Linked DNA regions of Homo sapiens: region 1 is linked to region 2. The links are chromatin loops, found by intact Hi-C in ENCODE. Cell type or tissue: CD14-positive monocyte. All regions are shown on one strand.

Region 1 (8,000 bases), 310 kb after region 2:
GACTACTAAGCCCACATGTTCCACTGTACCTGGCAGGGTTAATTACAGGTACCATGGAAATATAGCCTGGGAGAGCTGGTGGTTTATCAGATACCTTTCTATGGCATCCATCAGGATCAAGTAGTTTGGAAAGAAATTATTACTTTTACTGTTTTTGCTGTGGGGTGACAGAACTGTGCGGGGAATGTCTTTATGGATGTGAAATTCACGTCAGCATTTGGAAAACTCCATTAGCCACTATTGTCTAGACTAGGGAGTTAAAAGTAGGAAGCAAGAGATAAAAGAATACATGGGTAGGAAATTCTGTGTTGGCTCATGCTGAAACGGAAAGAATCATTATTTTGAAACCATTAATGATGAACTTGGTAAGGATCAAAGTAGTCTCGTGATCTGTAAATCTAATGAAATGAAAATGAGGTAATGGTATGTTTTATAACTACGGAGGATCTGAGAAGCTGGAAATTATCTCAGCGTGAATACTGTAAGAGAAGAGGGAACAATGGAAGCCATCTAGAAAAGAATCTTTATTCAGCTTTATTTATAGCAGGTATTCGTCTTGTCTTTCAATACAGGGATCACAAAGGAGTTTGTTTCACCTTGCTGGGTGTATGAAAATACAACAGTTGTCACAGTCCCTGCTGCTTCCTTCCATGGAACTTAACACGTACAAAGGAGGGAAAGGTGGAGACCTATGATGAGGGGGATGAATAGCTCAGGCTGGGAGGGGAGACTGGAGGTAAGAGAGACTGGGGAGAAGAAAAGACCTAAGAGAGATTCTTTCCACCATTTCCCAACCCCCTTTCTCTAATTTTTTACTTAAAAAAAAAATTTTTTTTTTACAGAGATGGGATCTCACTATGCTGTCCTTACTGGTCTCAAACTCCTAGGCTCAAGTGATCCTTCCTCCTTGGCTTCCCAAAGTGCTGGGATTACAGGTGTGAGCCACTGCACCTGGCCCCAACCCCTTTTCTCTAGACCTGAGCTATCTAACATAGTAGCTACCAGCTATATGTGGCTTTTTACATTTGATAAAAGTCAATACAATAAAACCCCCACTTTCTTGGTGGTACTAGCCACATTCCAGATGTTCAACAAGCACATGTAGCTAGTGGTAGCTACCATATTGAATGGCATAAATATACAATGTTTACATCATCACAGAAAGTTCTATTGGACAGCACAAATCAACACTCCAATCCACCTAGATGTTTAGGAGTATTTAAAGCCTAGGACAAGGGAAATCCCATGACTGTAACATCCCTGGCCCAAAGGATGACAGAGAATAGAGTCTTTGAAATGGGGCATAAGGGTCCCAGTTTCCTGGGTGACCATAGGCTAGCTACTTCTGTTCTCTAGAACTCAGTTTTCTAATATTAAAGAGTAATACCATTTTTTATTAGACATTATGTGAGAAAATCACATAGTTAACTTAGTCCTTATAATAACCATGTGAGCTCTTAGGCTCATTTCACAGAGAAGAAACTAGAAGTTAAGAATATGCTCAAGGACACACAGTCAGTAACAGAATCAGATTTTGGGCCAGGCCTATGACTTCAGAAATTACACTTTTACTCATCGATCGATGCTGCCTCCTGCTGCTAGTTCCTCATTTGTAAATCAAAGTGCCTTTGCTGTATTCTCCCAGAAACAGAAACTGAGACAAAGATTTGAGTGCAAGTAGCAAGTAGTTTCTTTGAGAGGTGACTCCGGGGAGCACTGATGGGGTAATGGGGAACTGAGACAGAGAGGAGAAGGAAGCCATTACAGGGTGGGTGAATGAGCAGGTTACACAGTGGGCAACTGTGGCTTCACCTTGACTGGACAGACAGTGTAGAACACATACCTTTTAGTTATCCCAGCTGCGGGGAAAGGCAGCTGCGGCATTGATCCACCAACTCCTCATCTGTCATTGGTAGAAGGCTGCATTATCTCCAGCCCTTCTGGCCTGCCCTCTGAAGGGCTAAACATGCTCTTGTGGCCAAAAAAGGCTCTGGGGCAGAAGGTCACAGGTGCTTGAGATAGGGGACAGGAAGAGTGGGAACAGTGAATATGGAAGGCCTGAGGGTGGAGTACCAACAAGGTGCTACATGGGGATTGGATTAAGTCCTCTTTCTGCTCTAACCAATTAGTGGCTAGCGGTGCTAGTACTAGGTATTATTAGGTATTTTTACATCATAAAACCTGAAAGCATAATGACTACAATCTACCAGAGCAGGGATCCCCAACACCCCGGCTGTGGACCGGTACCAGTCCGTGGCCTGTTAGGAGCCGGGCGCCCAGCAGGAGGTGAGCGGCTGGCTAGCGAGCATTACAGGCTGAGCTCTGCCTCCTGTCAGATCAGCGATGGCATTAGATTTTCATGAGACTGCGAACTCTATAGTGAACCGCGCAGGTGAGGGATCTAGGTTGCGTGCTTTTTATGAGAATCTAATGTCTGATGATCTGAGGTGGAACCGTTTTATCCAAAACCAGGAACCATCCTTCCCAACCCCTCTATCCGTGGAAATATTGTCTTCCACAAAACTGGCCCCTGGTGCCAAAAAGGTTGGGGACTGCTGTACCAGAGCCTATCTGTAGAGGAGAGACTGGAGATACAATTAGACATCTGAGCTGATTTTCAACATGGATGACAGAGTAAAGGGTTAATATTCAGGGCTGGGATTTTGTCTAGTTCACGTGACCTAGTAAGTGCTCAATGCATATTAGTTGAGTGACTACATGATTGAATAAAGTTAATATGAAACAGACAATTTAATAGAAAATGGACAAAGGATATATACAGTTAGTTCACAGAGGAGGATATCCAAATGGTTGATAAACATTTGATAGGATCCTCAACTTCCCTAATAATTGAGGAAATGTAAATAAATGCAGCAAAGAGATCTCTCTCTTCACCATCAAATGGTCAAATATTAAAATGAATGATAACATTTAGTACTGGGGAGAAGGCAGAGTAAAGGTCCCTTCAAACATATGAATTTCCCAAGGTTTTTGGAAAGTATCTTTAAAATATCTGTTAGCATTTACAATATAAATACCCACAAATTCCTTCTAGAAATCTATTGTATAGAAATAAAAACACACGTGCCTAACCATACGTGTAAAAACATTGTTGCAGCCTGCTTTGCAGTAGAGAGAACCTGGATGCAACCTGAATGTACATCAACAGGAAAATGGTTAAATTGATTGTGACAAGTCCACACCATGGAATCTTACACAATTATTTTAAAGAAAGAATGTGTACGATCTGTATCTACTAACCTGGAATTATTTCCATGATATATTATTAAGTGACAAAAATGACTGCAAAAAAAGATAGAGATTCCTTTTCTTATTAAATGAACAAATATATTCTTAAATGTGTAGACAGATATTTATCAGGCTATTATGGGGAGAGAGGTGTAAAGATAGATAAAGAAAAAAAAAATACATGCCAAGGCGGGAGGATTACTTGAGTCCAGGGGTTTGAGGCTGCAGTGAGTTATGATAGTGCTACTGTACTGCAGCCTGGGTGACAGAGTGAGACCCTGTCTCCAATAAAAAAAATAGGAAAAGAAAAGAAAAAATAAAAATAGGAGTTTATAAAGGTGGAAATAATATACGTGGTCTAATATTATAGGAAAATGTAAAATAGATAATCTATTTATGATATCCCTTGGAAAGAAAAATCTGAAGGTCCCTATAGGCAAGGATTAAAAGGTGGCACACGCAAATGTACAAACCAAAATGCTGATTTCATTATGAGATGGGACCATGGATTTTTTTGGTCTGTAATAAAGCGCCTGTTTCATATTTATCTTGAGTGGGAAAGTCTCGATTACTCACTGGGCTATGGCTGCATGAAAATATACAGAATTGTATCTCTAGATCCTGATTCTCAAAGTGCTTTTTTCTTTTCCCCAGCTAATTCACTGGGCAGAAGTTGCCTTCTAATGGGTCTTTCTTCACGGTCTGGCATTTTTAAGGCAATCAGAACTTTGAGGATGTTTTCCCTGCATTATTGGGCCAAAAACTATCTGCCCTCTCTGGTTCTTACGTTTGGTGTGTGCCCAAAATTAGGAAGAGCAAGGGGAAAGGAGAAAAATGTCATCCTGCATAGAGAACAACAAGTTGTGCCGAGTGTTCTGAGGGAACATTGCAGGGCAGATGGATTGTTCTGGATGTTCAGGATGTGTACCCTTCTTACTTGAGGGGAAGGAGGGCAGGAGGCTTGACAAGGAAGCCAAGGAGGCATAGAATGTGCGTTGTAAGCCAAGTGTGGCCACTCTGATTCCTTTCCCAAGACTTTGAACCTCGAAGGAGTGATGCTCAAGTTCAGGGGTAGTTAGAGATTGTGTTCATTATCTATTGCTGGGTAAGAGGTTGACCTGAAACTTAGTGGCTTGAAACAAGAAAACATCTATTATCTCACAGTTTCTGTGGGTTAGGAATCCAGAAGCAACTTAGCTGGGTGGTTCTGATTAGATCACCACTGGGATCAATGTGTCAGCTGGGGCTGAAGTCATATGAGGCTTGACTGCTGCGGGAGGGTCCACTTCCACTTCCACTTCCACTTTCACTTCCTATGTGGCTGAGGGCTGGAAGCTTTGAATCCTTGCCATATGGACTTCTCCATAGGCTGCCTGAGTGCTGAGTGTCCTCACGACATGGCAGACAGCTGCTTCCCCAGAGGGCCTGGAGACAGTGCAGGGGGTGGGGGAGAGGGGAGAGAGAGAGAGAGAGAGGAGAGAAGAGAGAGAAAGGAGAGAGAGAAGAGAAGGAGAGAGAAAGAAGAGAGAGAAAGAGAAGAGAGAGAGAAAGGAGAGAGAAAGAAGAAGGAGAGAGAGAAGAGAGAAAGGAGAGAGAGAAAGAAGAGAGAAAGAAAAGAGAGAAGAGAAAGGAGAGAGAGAAAGGAGAGAGAAGAGAGAGAAAGAAGACAGAGAAAGGAGAGAGAGAAGAGAAAAGAGAAGAGAGAGAGAAGAGAGAGAGGAGACAGAGAAGGGAGAGAGAAAGAAGAGAGAGAAGAGAGAAAAAGAAGAGTGAGACAGTGCACACATAAGATGGAAGCCTCAGTCCTTTTATTTTTATTTAATTTTTTTGTAGAGATGAATTATTGCTGTGTTGCTCAGCTGGTCTAGAACTCCTTGCTTTAAGTGATCCTTCCTTTCTTGACCTCCCAAAGTGTTGGAATTACAGGCATGAGCCACTGCACCTGACCTCAGTGGGTTTGTAACCTAACCTTGATGTGACCTACACTCACTTCTGCTGGTTTCTGTTGGTCACACAGACCAACCCTGGTACAATAAGGAAGGGGACTACATAAGGGTGTGAAGACCAGGAGGTAGGGATTGTTGAGGGCTGTCTTGGAGGTAGGCTGGCACAGAGATGGTTTATAGAACTTTTCTGTGGCAGAGTCTCATCTATTCCCTGCCTCCTGTGGTTTTGCCTGGGTGCCTCCCTTGAGCCTTCCTGTCGGCTCTCTGGGCTGCCCAACACCCTTTCAATAGTGTCCTCTTTTATTTAAGTTCACTGCTACATCTTCTCTTGTTTGCAAGGACAACTCTGATTAGAACAGGTGCTACAAGAGAGGACAGTGGCGGGGGAGGTGGGTGGGTAGCAGAGGAAACTCATTTTAGATAAGATGGTCAGGGAAGGCCTCTCTGAGGAGGGGCCACTTACCCTGAGACATGAATGGTGAGGAAGAGTCAGCAGATGAAAGGTGGGAGGAGGGGCGTTTTAGACAGAGGGGGCAGCATAGCCAAAGCTCTGCGGTGGGAACCAAGGTTGCCAATGGCCAGGTCACGCAGCCTCTTGAGGTCACAGTAAAAACTTGGATCCTTTCCCCTGCAACCAAAGCATCTCTTCTTCCAAACATCAGAGTCTGGGAGGGCTGAGGACCAGGCTCCAGGCCTCATTGTGCGGGGATCAGATCAGCCGAGTAAGTGGCTTTAACCAGATAAGGATCAAGACATTCTCTGCTTTGTTCTCGCATCTGTTTTGCCGGCTCTTGGGTTTTCCAAATTTCTGCTTGGGTTCTTTTCTGAGTTTCTTAGTTCCCTTTGATAAATTCCCACGTGATACTGGTGAGCTAAAGGGAAAGCTTTTTGTCCATAGTTAGGCCTGGGAATCCCAGCTAGAGAGCCCTGTCATCTTATGGAGATGGGCTGCTACCCAGGACGGTGTGGGAATGGGCAGGTGGGTCTGAGGGATCCCTTCAGCCTCATTACTCTATAGTTCTGCGTTTATTCAACAAATACCTGTTCAGCATCTGGCAGGTGTTCAGACTCTGTGTGGGTGTTAGGTTAAGAAGATAAAGGAGGCACTGTTCCTCCTCTCCACAATTCAAGTTAGAAGTGAGGGATGGCCTGATCCAAAGGCGATTGAGTGCAAATTCCTTGTTCCTTAGGAATCAGCCACATGGCTGGCCCACAGCCAAAGCCAACAGGTCCTCTGTACCCTGTATTTTAGGGAGCCAGATAGTTTCCCTCCAGGTTTACTAAAGGAGGCAGAACTCGCTTTACACCCACAGCCCAAAATTCCAATTTCCTCTTCCTTGCCCATACAGCAATCTTGGGGAGGAAGGAGGTCCTTGGTTTTACTGAGTAGTCAGGTGTTCATAGGAGAAGGCCATTTCCTCCCTCCCCGTTAAGGGTGGGGTAGTGGAAATTCAAAGGAAGTCCCTCATGGAGACTGAGAGGTGACTGCAAGCATGGGGTGCTGGGATGCTGTTCCCTGATGGGTGGTGGACTGTGGGCAGTGGACTGTGCCTATCTGAGCAGGGTAGAGGAGAGGTGAGAAGAGGGGCATTGTGGTGTAGCTGACTGGATGCGTGAGCTTCTCTAGGTCAAGTGGACGTTGCAGTAATCAGCCTGGCTGGAGCACTTTTCTGGTGGCCTACTCAAGCAGGTTGACTGCTGGGCAAGAGGGTCAGGACACTGGTAGGCCCTAGGTGGTGGGGTGGGGTAGGCGAGGTCAAGCCTGGGCTGGATGACCCTGTGAGAGAATTGTGCAGTGGAGAAGCCGCTAAGGAACTTACTCATTTGCCCATGAGAAACCATATATGGACACGGGGTTGGGGTGGGGGTGGTAGGGTATGTCTCCCAATCAGACCATCCGCCCCACCTCCACCAAGTCCTTTTCCTCCTAGCAGGCAGGGTCCTGGCTCAAGTTAACTCTTGAATGAGTAAGAGAGAAGATAAAATGAGATTTAAATTGAGTTTGAGAATAAAGGTCTAAAGGATGGAGGTTTAACAACAGAAAGTGATCCAAAAGTAATGCAATCTGCCCAAAATGTCATTAAGGGATGGAAAAGGGAGATTCAACACAGCATGGCTGAAGGCAGAGATTAGGGGAGAAAATCTTCATCATTATACCCCACAGAGTTGAATCGCCTCAATACACTGGCTCCACAAGTAAACAGAAAAATTGAAATACAGTGTGGTCGGGCTAGAGTCTTGCTTGGGTAAAGCTGCCCCAGGTTCTGAGAGAGCACAGGGGGATAGGTTGGTTGTTAGAGAGAGATTTCCAGAGGAGGGTTGCCTGAGATGGACCTTGAAGGGTGAGAAAGAGTTGGCCAGGTGAAAGGAGAGTGGCAGTGGGAAGGGAGCTCTCCAGGCAGAGGTGACAGCACGGGACATCTGGGGAGTGGGGCTGGAGCATGAAGGGGAAGGCAGGAAGGATGCTTAGAGATGTACACCAGGAGGCCCATGGCCTTGCAGCTCTGCAAGCTTAAGGGGTGAGGGCCCTGGAGAGCCACTTTAAACCTTGGAGCAACACAATTGGATTTGCATATTAGACAGAACACTCTGGATGCCAGATTCTGGCAGCGCTGTGGACACTGGACCTCTAGGCATGCTCCTCACCCATTCACCTGGCACTGTGAACCCACCTCCCTACAAAGGCCATTTCATCTCTGAGTTTCCAAAATCCTGGCTCCCTACTCTTTTGAATGTCCTTTGCCCCATTCCTATTGCAGAACCCTTCATTGTTCCCTTTTTGATTGGCCTCCGAATATTGCCACT
Region 2 (8,000 bases):
ATGCAGGCACAAGGTTTAGCTCTCGAGCCTCTGATAAGAAATGCGATCTTAAGCCGGACGTGGTGGCTCACACATGTAATCCCAGCACTGTGGGAGGCCAAGGTGGGCAGATCACTCAAGGCCAGGAGTTTGAGACCAGCTTGGGCAACGTGGCTAAACCCCATCTCTACAAACAATACGAAAATTAGCTGGGCATGGTGGTGCACGCCTATAATCCTAGCTGCTTGGGAGCCATAGGCACGAGAATCGCTTGAACCTGGGAGACAGAGGTTGCGGTGAGCCGAGATGGCACCACTACACTCCAGCCTGGGTGAAAGAGCAAGATTCTGTCTCAAAAACAAACAAAAAAAGAAATGTGATCTTGTCATCAGTGGTATTTTGGGGAATGCCCAGCAAGCCACATATTGAGATAGGCTTGAGGCTGTTGCTGACAGGGAAAGGAAGGGAAGTAGCTACTATATGTCAGGTACCAGGATAAATGCATTATTTTTTTTTATGTCTCAGAAGAAACTATGTACAGAAGATATCTTTTAATTACTATTTTATAGATGAAGAAATTGTGACTTAGCAAACTCATAGAAGCAGAGAGTAGAATGGCAGTAGCTGGAGGGGAGAAGTGGGGGGATGTTAATCAAAGGGTACAAACTTTTAGTTATAAGATGAACAAGTTCTGGGCAATCTGATGTACAGCATGATGACTATAGTTTATCTCTATTGTTTACTTGAAATTTGCTAAGACCATAGATCTTAAGTGTCCACACACAAAATGGTAGTGGTGGATGTGTTGATTGATTTCATTGTGGTAATCATTTCACTATGTATATCTATGTCAATTCATCACATTGTACACCTTGAATATATACCATTTCTGTTTATCAATTATACATCAATAGAGCTAGAAAAAAATTTTTAAAAGCAAAGCAAAAAAAAAAAAAGAAATGGCTTAAGACACATAATAATTAGAATAGCTAAGATCTGTCTCACCCCTGCAGGTGCGTGGTGGATCAAGTTATCATGGCCCCATTTGGTATCATGGGGATGAGCACCCTGCTGCCTCCCTGCCTCTCTGGTGTGGTCAGGAAGCATGACATCAGGTCTATAAATGACTGTTCCCAAGATAGTAGAGAACCTGTTTACATGTGTCAGCTGCTGTTATTAGGAGGAATTGTTGCCATCACCATTTTATAGGGAGACATCAGGAAAGGTCGCCAATAGTCGCTGGCTCACTTTCTCACCTCCTATTCATTCTCTTCACTTTGTTTTCGCTTCAGTCCCCACTACTTCACTGGAACCCCTCTTGTCGGGGTCGCTAGTAACTTCCGTGTTGTCAAACCCTCTGGTCCCTAACTGTCCTCAACTTACTCAGCTTCTCAGTGACATCTGTCACAATGGATCATTTCGCGTTTCTTGGAATGCTCCTCTGTTGGCTAGAGTGCCTTGACTTTGCTCCAACCTCATTGCCTACTCTTCTCTCTCACCCCCCGCCTCTAACTGTTGGTGCCTTCCCAAGTTCAGTCCTCAAACCCCTTCTCTTTCATGGCTCACTGTTTTCATAGGTGTTTTCATCTAGTCCTGTGGCTTGGAAGCCAATTCAGCCGCTCATAATTCACACATTTATATCTCAGTCCAGAGTTACATTCACCGTTACCCAGTTCCAATCCACTCTTCTCACAGCAGCCAGACTGATCTCCGTAAAGATGAATTAGATCATGTCACTCCCCATTTTAAAAACCCTTCAGTGACTTTCCTGTTGCAGGGAGAATAAAGTCTTAATGCCTTACCATGATCCTGCTGGGAAAACTGGCTAGCCATATGTAGAAAGCCGAAACTGGATCCCTTCCTTACACCTTATACAAAAATTAATTCAAGATGGATTAAAGACTTAAATGTTAGACCTAAAACCATAAAAACCCTAGAAGAAAACCTAGGCAATACCATTCAGGACATAGGCATGGGCAAGGACTTCATGACTAAAACACCAAAAGGAATGGCAACAAAAGCCAAAATTGACAAATGGGATCTAATTAAACTAAAGAGCTTCTGCACAGCAAAAGAAATGACCATCAGAGTGAACAGGCAACCTACAGAATGGGAGAAAATTTTTGCAATCTACTCATCTGACAAAGGGCTAATACCCAGAATCTACAATGAACTCTAACAAATTTACAAGAAAAAAACAAGCAACCCCATCAACAAGTGGCCAAAGGACATGAACAGACACTCCTCAAAAGAAGACATTTATGCAGCCAAAAGACACATGAAAAAATGCTCATCATCACTGGCCATCAGAGAAATGCAAATCAAAACCACAATGAGATACCATCTTACACCAGTTAGAATGGTGATCATTAAAAAGTCAGGAAACAACAGGTGCTGGAGAGGATGTGGAGAAATAGGAACACTTTTACACTGTTGGTGGGACCGTAAACTAGTTCAACCATTGTGGAAGTCAGTGTGGCGATTCCTCAGGGATCTAGAACTAGAAATACCATTTGACCCAGCCATCCCATTACTGGGTATATACCCAAAGGAATATAAATCATGCTGCTATAAAGACACATGCACACATATGTTTATTGTGGCACTATTCACAATAGCAAAGACTTGGAACCAACCCAAATGTCCAACAATGATAGACTGGATTAAGAAAATGTGGCACATATATACCATGGAATACTATGCAGCCATAAAAAGTGATGAGTTCATGTCCTTTTTAGGGACATGGATGAAGCTGGAAACCATCATTCTCAGCAAACTATCACAAGGACAAAAAACCAAACACCGCATGTTCTCACTCATGGGTGGGAATTGAACAATGAGAACACATGGACACAGGAAAGGGAACATCAGACACCGGGGCCTGTCGTGGGGTTGGGGGAGGGGGGAGGGATAGCATTAGGAGATATACCTAATGTTAAATGACGAGTTACTGGGTGCAGCACACCAACAAGGCACATGTATACATATGTAACAAACCTGCATGTTGTGCACATGTACCCTAAAACTTAAAGTATAATTTAAAAAAAAATGCCTTACCATGACCCACAGAGCCTACCCTCGACTGGCTTCTGCCTGCTTCTTTAACTTCATTTCATCTCACCTCTTTTTTATTGACTATACTCTGGCTGTTCTGAACTCCTTTCTGCTCCTCCAGCACAAGCTTAGGCCATTTCACTTGCTGTTCTTAGTACCTGGGGTACTCTACCCTTAACTCTATAAAGCCGGCTCCTTCTTTTCTTCAGATCTTAGTTTAAATATCAGAGAGGTCTTCCCCTCGCACTCCTACCTCTGCTAAAATCTTGAGCTTTACAAGAGTTGAGGCCTAATCTTGTTCACCACTGTATTCCCAGCCCTGGAATATGACTCTTAGTATGTGTACAGAGTTTGCTGAATTATTGAGTAAATGAAGGAACAAACAAATGATAAATGAACAAACAAGCTTCCTGCTCTAATAGAACTTAACAGCCTACTTAAGCAGACAGGTGTGAATTAGATTACCAACAAATGTGTGCATAATTACACATTGAGACTTGATCACCCTTCACTGGAAAGGGACAAAGTTTGGAGGAGAAGAGCATGAATCCAATTATGGATTAGCAGCTTTGAGCCATCCAAGCATAGACATGGGGCAGACTATTTGGTATATAAGTCTAGAGCTCAGAGGATAACCTTTTGTCTACAGTTGAATTATGGAATCGTGGTTTATAGATGTTAATTGAAGCTGTGAGAATAGGTGAGAGCAGATAGAATATGTAATGAGAGAGGATAGGGAAAAGAACCAGATTGAGAAGGAAAAGCCAGCAAAGAAGGCTAAGAAAGAACGGCCAGAGAAGTAGAAGGAACACAGGAAGTGTGGCCACAGGAGCCTGTAGAAAAGAGTGTTTCCAGAAGGGGGAGCCCTCAGCACTGTCAAATGCCACTGGCAGAGGTCGGGTGAACCCAATTCTCCACCTGCTGCACCATCTCCCCTCTGCCCATTCCATCCTTTTCTTTGTCAAATGAGCCAGGTGTTCCCACCTTTGAGCTTCTGCACTCCTCCCTGCTGCTGAAACACTTCTGCCCAGCTTTTTTTACAGCCTCCTTCACATCTCAACTCAGAGGCCACCTTCTGAGCAAGGCCTTCCCTGGCCATTCCCGCAAAGTAGCCCTTCCCCTCTGGTGGTTCTCTGTCACATCTGCCTGGGTTTTTTTCTTTTTTTCTCACAGCATCTATCATGATCCACAGTTACCTTGTTTGTTTCTGTGCTTATTATCCAGATCACCCACAAACTATAAGCTCCACAAGAGCTTGTCCTAGTTACTGCTGTGTCCACAGCACTTAGGTCCCAGGTACTCAGTATTTATTAAAAGAAAAACAGCAGGCCAGGCGCACTGGCTCACGCCTGTAATCCCAACACTTTGGGAGGCTGAGGCGGGCAGATCACGAGGTCAGAAGTGTGAGACTAGCCTAGCCAACGTGATAAAACCCCATCTCTACTAAAAATACCAAAAAAAAAAAAAAAAAAAATTAGCTGGGTGTGGTTGCACGCCTGTAATCCCAGCTACTCAGGAGGCAGAGGCAGGAGAATTGCTTGAACCTGGGAGGCGGAGATTGCAGACAGCCGAGATCGCACCACTGTACTCCAGTCTGGGCAACAGAGCAAGATTCCATGTCAAAAAAAAAAAGAAAAAAGAAAAACAGCAGCTTACTGAGGAGTATGTGTTATACTAATGTATTTAGTTTGAAAAAACATACAGTATGTATTTACATGGGAAAAGCAAGGAAGAATTTACATTGAAACATTAATAGTAGTTTATGTAATGAGATTCCAGGTTTTTCTTATTTTGCTTTTTTACATTTTTTAATTTTTCCAGCCATGATCATTAATTCAAGTTTTTTTAAAAATAGATATCTATTTCTATGCATATAAATATATATATGTGTGTGGCTGGGCGTGGTGGCTCATGCCTGTAATCGCAGCACTTTGGGAGGCCAAGGCAGGTGGATCACCTGAGGTTAAGAGTTCGAGACCAGCCTGGCCAACATGGTGAAACCCCGTTTCTAATAAAAATACAAAAATTAGCTGGGCATGGTGGTGGGCACCTGTAATCTCAGCTGCCTGGGAGGCTGAGGCAGGAGAATCGCTTGAACCCAGGAGGCGGAGGTTGCAGTGAGCTGAGATAGCACCACTGCACTCCAGCCTGGGCGACAAGAGTGAAACTCCATCTCAATTTAAAAAAAAAAAAAAAATATATATATATATATATATATATATATATATATATATATATATATATATATATATATATATTTGGAAGTGGGCCGATCACTTGAGGTCAGGAGTTCAAGACCAGCCTGTCCAACATGGTGAAATCCCGTCTCTTCCAAAAATACAAAAATTAGCTGGGTATGGTGGCGCACCCCTGTAGTCCCAGCTACTTTGGAGGCTGAGGCATGAGAATCACTTGAACCCAGGAGATGGAGGTTGCAGAGAGCCAAGATGGTGCTGCTGCACTCCAGCCTGAGCAACAGAGCAAGACTCTGTCTCCAAAAAAAAAAAAGGAAGTAGGTAGGGTGTGCTTACCCACCAAAATAGTGACTGGTAACACTTGGTCTTTTTCCCTTCAGGCTAAACTGCTCTTTTCAGATGGAGAAAAAGTAATACCCAGATTGACCCATGAGCTTCCAGGAATAAAGGTCAGAGTCACTGTGTTCTCGGGTATTGGAGCGGGAGGTCCTTCAGGCTGGGAGGCAAGTGAAATATGTGGGCCCAGGGAGGTTCCATGTACTTCCATTTGTAGGACCAGGCCCACACAGCATCATGCTGGATGGGCTTCTTTGGCCTGGGTCAGAGCGGGGCTGGAGAGCTGTAGTCCAGGGCTGTCTTCTGCAACTCCAGAAGACCTGCAGCTCCCAGGCACTGGCCTTCCACTGACTCCCTTCCCTTTTCTTTTAGCGTGGCCGTCAGGCAGAAGAAGAATGTGCCCATCGAGGAAGCCCCCTTCCTAAAAAGGTAAACCATTTCCTTGTTTTGTTTTCTGGCTGAAAAAAGGCTTGTCAGGCCGGGTGTGGTGGCTCACACCTGTAATCCCAACACTTTGGGAGGCCAAGCGGGGAGGATCACTTGAGCTCAGGAGTTTTGAGACCAGTCTGGGTAACATAGTGAGACCCTGTCTCTAAAATAAAAAAAAAATTAGCCAGGCATGCTGGCACATTTCTGTCGTCCTAGCTACATGAGAGGCTGCAGTGGGAGGATCACCTGAGCCCAGGAGTTCAAGGCTGTAGTGAGCTATGATCATGCCACTGCACTCCAGGCTGAGTAACAGAGTAAGACCCTGTCTCTCAAAAAAGGCTCTTCACTCCGCAAGGTACTGGGCTTCCTCAAAGCCCTTTTGAGCCTTCCTAGACATGAGAGGCAGTTTTTCTCCCTGTCCCTGTCAAACATCATTTGATCTCTTTGGAAAACCATCTCTGCCAAGTGACCCTGGACCTGCCAATGGGGTATGGGGAGTAACCACAGGGTCAGACCTCTGACAGCTGTTTTTTGTGGCAGAGGAAAGGACGGCCTCCTGGACACATCCTGTCAAGCGACCGGGCAGCCGCCGGCATGGTGTGAGTAGGGACCAACAGTGTGGTGAGAGCATAGGGGAGCAGACGGAGAGAGGGGCCCTGAAGGAAAAGAGTCCAGGGTTCTGTGCCTGTCAAAATCAGATCCATCAGCTTAAGTCATCGTGGAGGGGGGTTATCCTGGTTGGAGGGGTGAGGAAGGAGGGTAGTGAGGAGGAAATTGTTTTACCCCCTGAACGGTTTGGCCCAGCTTGATGAAAGATTAAACTCCAGAGGTTTGTCATTGTTAGTATATATTGGATGCTTATGACTGGTCTAAATACGTTACATACTTTACCTTTTAATCTTTATAGCCACCCTGTAAAGAAGATATCATTAATTTTTCAGATAACAGACTCAGAGAATTACTTGCCTAATGTCATATCGTTAACATTGCCTCCAAGACGGTCATTTTCAAATATATATTTTTTTAAGACTTAATTTTTTTAGAGCAGTTTTAGGTTCACAGCAAAATTGAGAGGAAGGTACAGACATATCCCGTATACTCCCTGACCCTACACATGCACAGCCTCCCCCATTATCGACATCAGGCACCAGAGTGGTACATTTGTTACATTTGATGAGCCTACTTTGACTCGTCTTGATCCTCAGAGTGCATAGTTTCCATGAGGGTTCACTCTTGGTATTGTACATGAACTTAGACAAATGCATAGTGACAGGCATCCACCATTCTAGTATCACACTGAGTGCTTTCAGTGCCCTAAAAATCCTCTGTGTTCTGCCTGTTCATCCTTCCTTCCCCCTCAACCAACCCCCAACCCCACTTTTTAAAAAAAATTCTGAAGCAGCAGAATCTTTTTCAAACAAAACTTTACATGGGAGCCCAGTATTTAAATCAAATAAAGCCACACTGGTCTGGTTCAGGGGCGTGGGGTTAGTTTGGAACAGCTGGCTTAGTAGATGGGCTAGTATTAACTGTCATACCTTAGATGTGTCTCCTACACGAAGCAGTTTTATTCCTCACAAACACAAGATAGGTAGGGCAGTTGCTGTTTTTGTCTCTTTTGACAGATGAGAAAACTGCCACTCAGAGGTTCTTGGAGTTGCTCATGCCACTATGTAAGAGCAGAGCTAGTGCTAGAATGGCTTCTAGTCCAGTGCTTTTTTTCCCTTTGTTCCTCCTCTTATGTGTCACCACGAAGGAGGATGTCCAGGGCTAAAGTGAGAGTGTGTGAGGAACTCCTACCACCACCAGCAAGCTGGCATTTAGTCCTAGGTCTCACCTTGGAGAATTCACCTTTATTCTTTCCTTCCAAGCAGATGGAAACCAAAATCCTGTGAACCAATTCGCCGGGAAGGCCCCAAGGTATGATTATGTGAGCATGGCAGAGATCACGATCCCAGGAGATAGTCCCACTATCTCTAGGACCCACCATGAGGGAAAGGGGCAGGG

The links. A loop is a pair of places that touch in the nucleus more often than their neighbours do. Peaks named below come from ENCODE experiments on the same cell type or tissue, not always from the same donor. Only the 100,000 strongest peaks of a DNase experiment are listed, where the experiment ranks them.
Region 1: a loop joins it to region 2, with 3 times the contacts of the local background. A loop is called at or near these places in 2 of 110 quality-filtered maps.

What each region holds. Positions count from the first base shown.
Region 1 is chr20:46,106,915-46,114,914 of GRCh38, forward strand. No RefSeq gene overlaps it. Among named protein-coding and RNA genes, the nearest start is that of CD40, 7.4 kb to the right of the region's middle. RefSeq lists enhancers at 1,482-1,801, 1,882-1,931. In CD14-positive monocyte, no CTCF peak of the experiment used is centred here; DNase peaks (open chromatin) are centred at 1,657 and 4,557; H3K4me3 peaks cover 999 bases; H3K27ac peaks cover 1,979 bases; H3K27me3 peaks cover 836 bases.
Region 2 is chr20:45,795,466-45,803,465 of GRCh38, forward strand. It overlaps DNTTIP1 (deoxynucleotidyltransferase terminal interacting protein 1), which reads left to right. Exons shown (of 13, transcript NM_052951.3): 5 at 5,609-5,677; 6 at 5,937-5,993; 7 at 6,534-6,592; 8 at 7,868-7,913. Among named protein-coding and RNA genes, the nearest start is that of DNTTIP1, 7.5 kb to the left of the region's middle. In CD14-positive monocyte, CTCF peaks have their summits at 3,877 (motif pointing right) and 4,080; a DNase peak (open chromatin) is centred at 3,896; H3K27ac peaks cover 1,786 bases.